2 separate regions of the Homo sapiens genome follow, and region 1 is linked to region 2. The links are chromatin contacts, found by Hi-C in ENCODE. All regions are on one chromosome and are shown on one strand. Each heading gives the region's core, a stretch centred on a gene start or an enhancer-like site at or near the end of the contact. The rest is flanking DNA. Distances are from core to core; before and after follow the strand shown. Region 1 overlaps GDF7 (growth differentiation factor 7). Region 2 holds the start of RDH14 (retinol dehydrogenase 14).

Region 1 (2,700 bases), core at 189-2,688, 2.1 Mb before region 2:
CAAAAAATCCAGGCATGGGCTGCCCATAGCCCATGAGCGGTCTCCCCAGGATGACCTGTGAGTACTAAAAACCAGAGAAAAGGTGTGTGCAGTTGCACCAGCTCACCAGCTTCGGTGCTGTCGCTTCCCATGTTGCAGCTCAGGAAATGTCCTCGAGGGAAGTTTAGCCCCGTTTGCTTTGGATTCGTTCCTGTTTCCTTCTAATTCAGCAGGATGCCTGTTAACGAACCTTACTCGGAAGTCTCGCTTTGGTCAGCCATGGTTCTAGATTCTGGCAGCCAAAGGTCTGGGCAGGAGCTAGATGCAGAACTGGTTGTGGCTGTTGCCACTGCTGGTCAGATGGAGCAGTGCAGGTATTCTGCAGAGAAGACAGCCACTTGCCCACCTCCTGCCTGGACAAATCTCCAGCCCCCACTACGTAGCACTCCTGTTGGCCCACAACACAAAAGGTAATGAAACGGGAATGCAGATGCAAAGCAGCTGGCCGTGCCCTGGCCGCTCTGGACCACTCTGCCGAAAGTGGCCTGGGTGTGACAGAAGCTTCTTGTTTTTCTAGACAGTTTATTTCAGCATCCCCTTACTGACATAGAAAAGAGATTAAAAGTTTCTGTAATACAGCTTCTATCAGGTGGCCCTCTCTGGAGTGAAGCATTTCTAAACTAGCAGAAGGAAGTTCATCTGACAAAAAAAGAGTGAAACTGTACTTCTTGTATCATCACACCAAGCTGTCCTGCCAACAAATTCACCTGACTGCACAGAAACACCTCTCTCCGGAAGTTTCTGTGACCGCTGCAGCCCCCTTGCCACTGTCAGGGAAACGTGTGAGAGAAACCCACCCTTTCTGTTGTCACAGACACATGCGCACCATGCACAGATGCTAGAAGAGGCCTGCAAGCTCTGCAGAGGCAGGAGGAAGTGGACCATCGCACGCTGCTCTGCTGCTCTAAGGGCATATTTTTGCTTTTTCAGCAACTGTGAGCATAACTTGAAACTCAGTCTGATTTTTCAGTGACTTCACACCCATTTTTCAATGACCACCCATCCTGGGTTGCTCTGCTGTAATTGGTCCTGCCGCCATGAAGCACCAGCCCAAACTTTGCCCAGCCAAAGGCCTGTCGCCAAGTTGCAGGCCACAAGCCAAGCTCTGGTTAAGGTGGGTACCTGCAGGTCATGGGCAGACAGCACCCCTAATGATGATCAGAGCTCACGCGGCAACTTCTAGGCCCTCAGTCACCCCTCTGATTCACTAGGCCAACTTTCAGCCCTCTCCCTGCAGTCTGTGTCCACCAGGTGTCTCCTCAGGCTAGGACGGTGGCCCTCCTGAAAAAAACAGGCTTCTTTCACAACAGCCTCACTCAGTTACTATTTGTGACGCACTAAGCTGTGCACACAGATTAAAGTCCAGAACAGCACAGAGGGAGGAAGACAGCTGTGCTGCAGCCTACATGGTCAGGAGGTTCCAGGTACAAGATGCCAAGCTGTCTGAAAACTTAGAAATAAACATCTTTTTGGGTCCTCCCTTCTGGTGCTTCTTTATGTTAACTTCTCCAGACCACAAAAAGGAAGAGAGAGACAAGCTCTTCTGATGCTACCCCAGGGTCACTCCCCTGGGAAGCTGCAAGGGGACCTCAGAGCCAGACATGGGCATGGTGGTGAGGAGGGGGTGAGGACCCAAGGAGTCCATTCTGGGACAGTCCTGCCTGCCTCATCCAGGGCTTCTGGGACAGTCCCAGGCCCCCGTTTGGGTGACCAACCAGGCACAGCCTTGCCTTTACCCTTCTGCCTGCAGAGGCCCCAGCAGCAGGTAGAGCCCTTCCCAGCACTAGGTCTCTCAGACAGTCTCAGCTTGAGTGTGGCTCCGCCCACCCCACTGAGCACAGGAGGAACTGCAGCTGGATGGGCAGTGCCCTCAGCCAGCTCCTGGCTCTGGGGAGCTGAACCCCACCCTCAAGGTGCGGGCCCTCCCCACACCTACCTCAGCCCAGGGGAATTCAAAGCACATCCATGAGGCACCTATTAAGGATAGGAGTAAAATGGACACACGCACACACATGCACATGCACAGGCAAGAGCTGCGAAACCGGTAAGATGAGGCTCTGGGACTGGGATTGGGAGAGGACCTTCTCCAGGAGCCATCACATTTGCTCTGCCTTCAAGCTATCTGAGTGGGTTTTGAGGCAAGGTAAAATCCTAGAACCTTGGAACTGGAAAGGGCATCATTTTACAGGGCAGAAGATGAAGCTCCAGCAGGGAGGTGACTGCCCATAACTTGCCTCAGACGTCTCTCAGGAGACGCCTTGTGGTGCCCTGGCCCCTGAGCGGCCTCCCCTGGCGGGCGCAGTCCGTGCTGTGGGAGCAGCTGCCTCTGGGCACTCGGAAGCCCACAGTGGGCTCTGACTCTGGTGCAGCTCAAATATACCATCCACCAGAGGGATCTAGTTACTTTCCACTCACCCAAAGTTTGGCTGCTGGGTTCGCTCGGCAGCTTCCTCTCTTCCCTTCCCAATCCAGACACTTTCTGAGGGGTAAGCGCAGGCCCAAACTCCCTCTGCTAGACTGCTGCTTTCAGAGCCTCGCTCCCTCCAGCTCACTGCGCGATCTGACTCAGACCTCTTGGCCTATGGCCCACTGAGGGCCAGTGGGAGGCCTGTCTCACTGAGATGACAGGTTCTCATGAGAATCAGCGAGGCCCAGTGATTC
Region 2 (2,700 bases), core at 44-2,543:
ACCTCCTGGAATCCATCCCTTTTTCTTTGTATTCTGACTATTAGTTGCATGTTACATCCTTCCCAAATGTAAGGGAGTGGAAGATGGATTATCACAATTATTGGGGAGTTTGTCTCAAACGACACAAGCTGTGGTTCTTTTTCCTTGTCTGGAGAACCTGCAATGGGTGGAGGGTGGGAAGTGGGAGATCACAGTTCCAGAAAGTAAGCACCCTGAGAGCAGAAATGGTGTCCCATTTCTCTGTGGCTCTAACAGGGAACAGGCAGGGCCAGGCACATATTGGATGGAGAGGCAGACGAACGAATGAGTCTTTAAAAGTAGCTTGGTCTACAGCTATGAAGTTTGTAGCTTGAAGAAGGGTCCCTGTGACACTAACCCTGATATTAATGAGGCATTTTACAGTGAGCCAAGCACTTTGCCTTCCATCGTTGTGTGTAATAGTCCTATGGAGAGGGCAGGGAGGCATTTGTAAATGGCCTGCTCAGAAGCCTATATTTACAATAAGTCCAAGCTTTTCCCACTGTACCTCTGCCAGTGTGAAGATCATTTGAAGATGGCTTTCTTTTTTTTAATAGGGACCAATGACATAATGTCTTGTTCAGTGGTTCTCAAAGTGTGGTTCCCAGATCTGCAGCAGCAGCAGCACCTGGAAACTTGTTAAAAGTGCAAATTATCAGGCCCCATCCTGTACCTATTGAATTAGAAACTCTAATACTGGGGCCCTGGTTTTTTGTTTTCGTTTTGTTTCATTCCCCCACCCCGAACCCCCACCCCAAGTCCTCCAGGTGATTCTGATGTGCATTTAAGTTTGAGAACTACTCGACCATTCTATTTCCAACTGATTCATGTTGCTTAATTCTTTGTCTCATCTATGAAAAACAGTCCTACCTCAGACTTCAGCTTGTCAGGGCCCATTCCTCAGAAGGTGAATTGAACTGAATTTACAAGTCCCAAGAGCCCTCAAAGGAAAACACACGAAATGCCCTGAGGAGTGGCATTTGTAACAGGGCCTGTACAGAGATCTGTGATTCAAAGTACTCATCAGACATTCCCATGGGGAAGTCCGCCACTACTCTGGGATTTCAATACGTATGAACCCCAGCACCCTGAACACTGTGCTGGTTGCCCAGCCTCCATCATTAGGCTGGGAGGAGCTTCCACGGAGGGCGCAGGACCCAGGGCGCTGAACTCTCACAACCAATCAGGCGACCCCCCCAGAGGGAAACTACAAGTCCCAGCATGCCCCACGCGCACCGTCAGGGGCCGACCCGCCGCGCCCCAGCGTTCTCCGCGTACAGGTGGTCTCTTGGGTTCCGGTAAGGCGGCGGCTGCGGAACTCCCGTGGAGGGGCCGGTGGGCCCTCGGGCCTGACGATGGCAGTGGCCACTGCGGCGGCAGTACTGGCCGCTCTGGGCGGGGCGCTGTGGCTGGCGGCCCGCCGGTTCGTGGGGCCCAGGGTCCAGCGGCTGCGCAGAGGCGGGGACCCCGGCCTCATGCACGGGAAGACTGTGCTGATCACCGGGGCGAACAGCGGCCTGGGCCGCGCCACGGCCGCCGAGCTACTGCGCCTGGGAGCGCGGGTGATCATGGGCTGCCGGGACCGCGCGCGCGCCGAGGAGGCGGCGGGTCAGCTCCGCCGCGAGCTCCGCCAGGCCGCGGAGTGCGGCCCAGAGCCTGGCGTCAGCGGGGTGGGCGAGCTCATAGTCCGGGAGCTGGACCTCGCCTCGCTGCGCTCGGTGCGCGCCTTCTGCCAGGAAATGCTCCAGGTGTGGGCCTCGGGGGGCCGGGCTGGTGGGGAGGGCCTGGGCACGGTGTGGGAGGGGACTGCGGGCTGGGGCTGAGCCGCGAGGGACCGCCCTGGGGTTCAGGGTGTCACCTTGGGAACCGCTGAGGCTGAGAGGAGTCCAAAAAGCCACTTTGAGGCGGCCGGGAAGCTGCAGGGTTGAGAGGGAAAGAGAAACTAACTGGGAGGGCTGCCTTCTGTCCTCTAAGGATGTCGAAAAAGAAATGGGCCCAAGAGAAAAATAAATAAACCAGTTTCTGAACGTTTCATTTCGTTACGTGAGGACCGCCCCGAAGTAGATCCATGGCCTCTGAATTGTTTTTCCTGTGTCAGAAGTGAATTTGCACCAAGCTGTGTCTTCAGAACCCCTGAGCACTGGGGGAAGTTGCTAGCTAAGGACCTCATATCAGTCCTTTAAAAAAAGTTCTCCTTCCCCCGGCCTCTGCCCCTTTTCTGCTGGGGTAAGGAGCTCGCTGCCACCAGTAAACTCAGCACCATCCTTAACGGGACTGTGGCCTGATTTCCAAGTAGAATACATTTTGGAACCCAGTGGTCATGCTCCATACAGAGACAGGAATAAAAATAACACCCAGCATTATTGAAGATCTGTATGCCAGGAGCTGTGCCAAGCATTTCAGATTTTCCTTTTTGTCTTAAATGAAAATGAAGTGTCCTTGCCTATAACTGTCATTGAAGCTACACAGTAACCCTGTGGAGTAGGCATTATTATCATCCCTGTTTTACAACGCGAGGAAACTGAGGCATAGGAAGGCTAAGAAACTTGCTTGTGGTCTGTCTCCAGAACACTTGCTTTTAACCCTTGTTCTTTCCTCCTGCTGCCTGGCAGTGAGGTGTGAGGATTTCTTTGTGCAAATGGTAAGTAATTCCACATAAGTGGATGTTCTCCGTTGAGATTG

The links. A loop is a pair of places that touch in the nucleus more often than their neighbours do. Pooled maps may share reads with other maps.
Region 1: a pooled map shows a loop between it and region 2 (8-fold over the local background). The contact joins the enhancer-like site here to the promoter of RDH14 in region 2. A Hi-C loop is called at or near these places in 2 of 50 pooled maps.

What each region holds. Positions count from the first base shown.
Region 1 is chr2:20,675,134-20,677,833 of GRCh38, reverse strand. It overlaps GDF7 (growth differentiation factor 7), which reads right to left. Exons shown (of 2, transcript NM_182828.4): 2 at 1-2,700. Among named protein-coding and RNA genes, the nearest start is that of GDF7, 9.3 kb to the right of the region's middle. RefSeq lists enhancers at 890-1,159, 1,430-1,529, 1,540-1,599, 1,990-2,109. Within about 2 kb of position 1,438, at least 14 of the 41 ENCODE cell types and tissues checked have a DNase peak (open chromatin) inside an H3K27ac peak, as active enhancers do.
Region 2 is chr2:18,559,246-18,561,945 of GRCh38, reverse strand. RDH14 (retinol dehydrogenase 14) reads left to right here and starts at 1,293. Exons shown (of 2, transcript NM_020905.4): 1 at 1,293-1,766. The coding sequence starts at 1,374. All of the region lies in intron 10 of NT5C1B-RDH14 (NT5C1B-RDH14 readthrough), which reads left to right. It overlaps LOC105373456 (a long non-coding RNA gene), which reads right to left and starts at 1,770. Exons shown (of 6, transcript XR_007086234.1): 1 at 1,255-1,770. RefSeq lists enhancers at 884-1,103, 1,114-1,163, 1,224-1,273, 2,084-2,133 and a silencer at 1,364-1,873.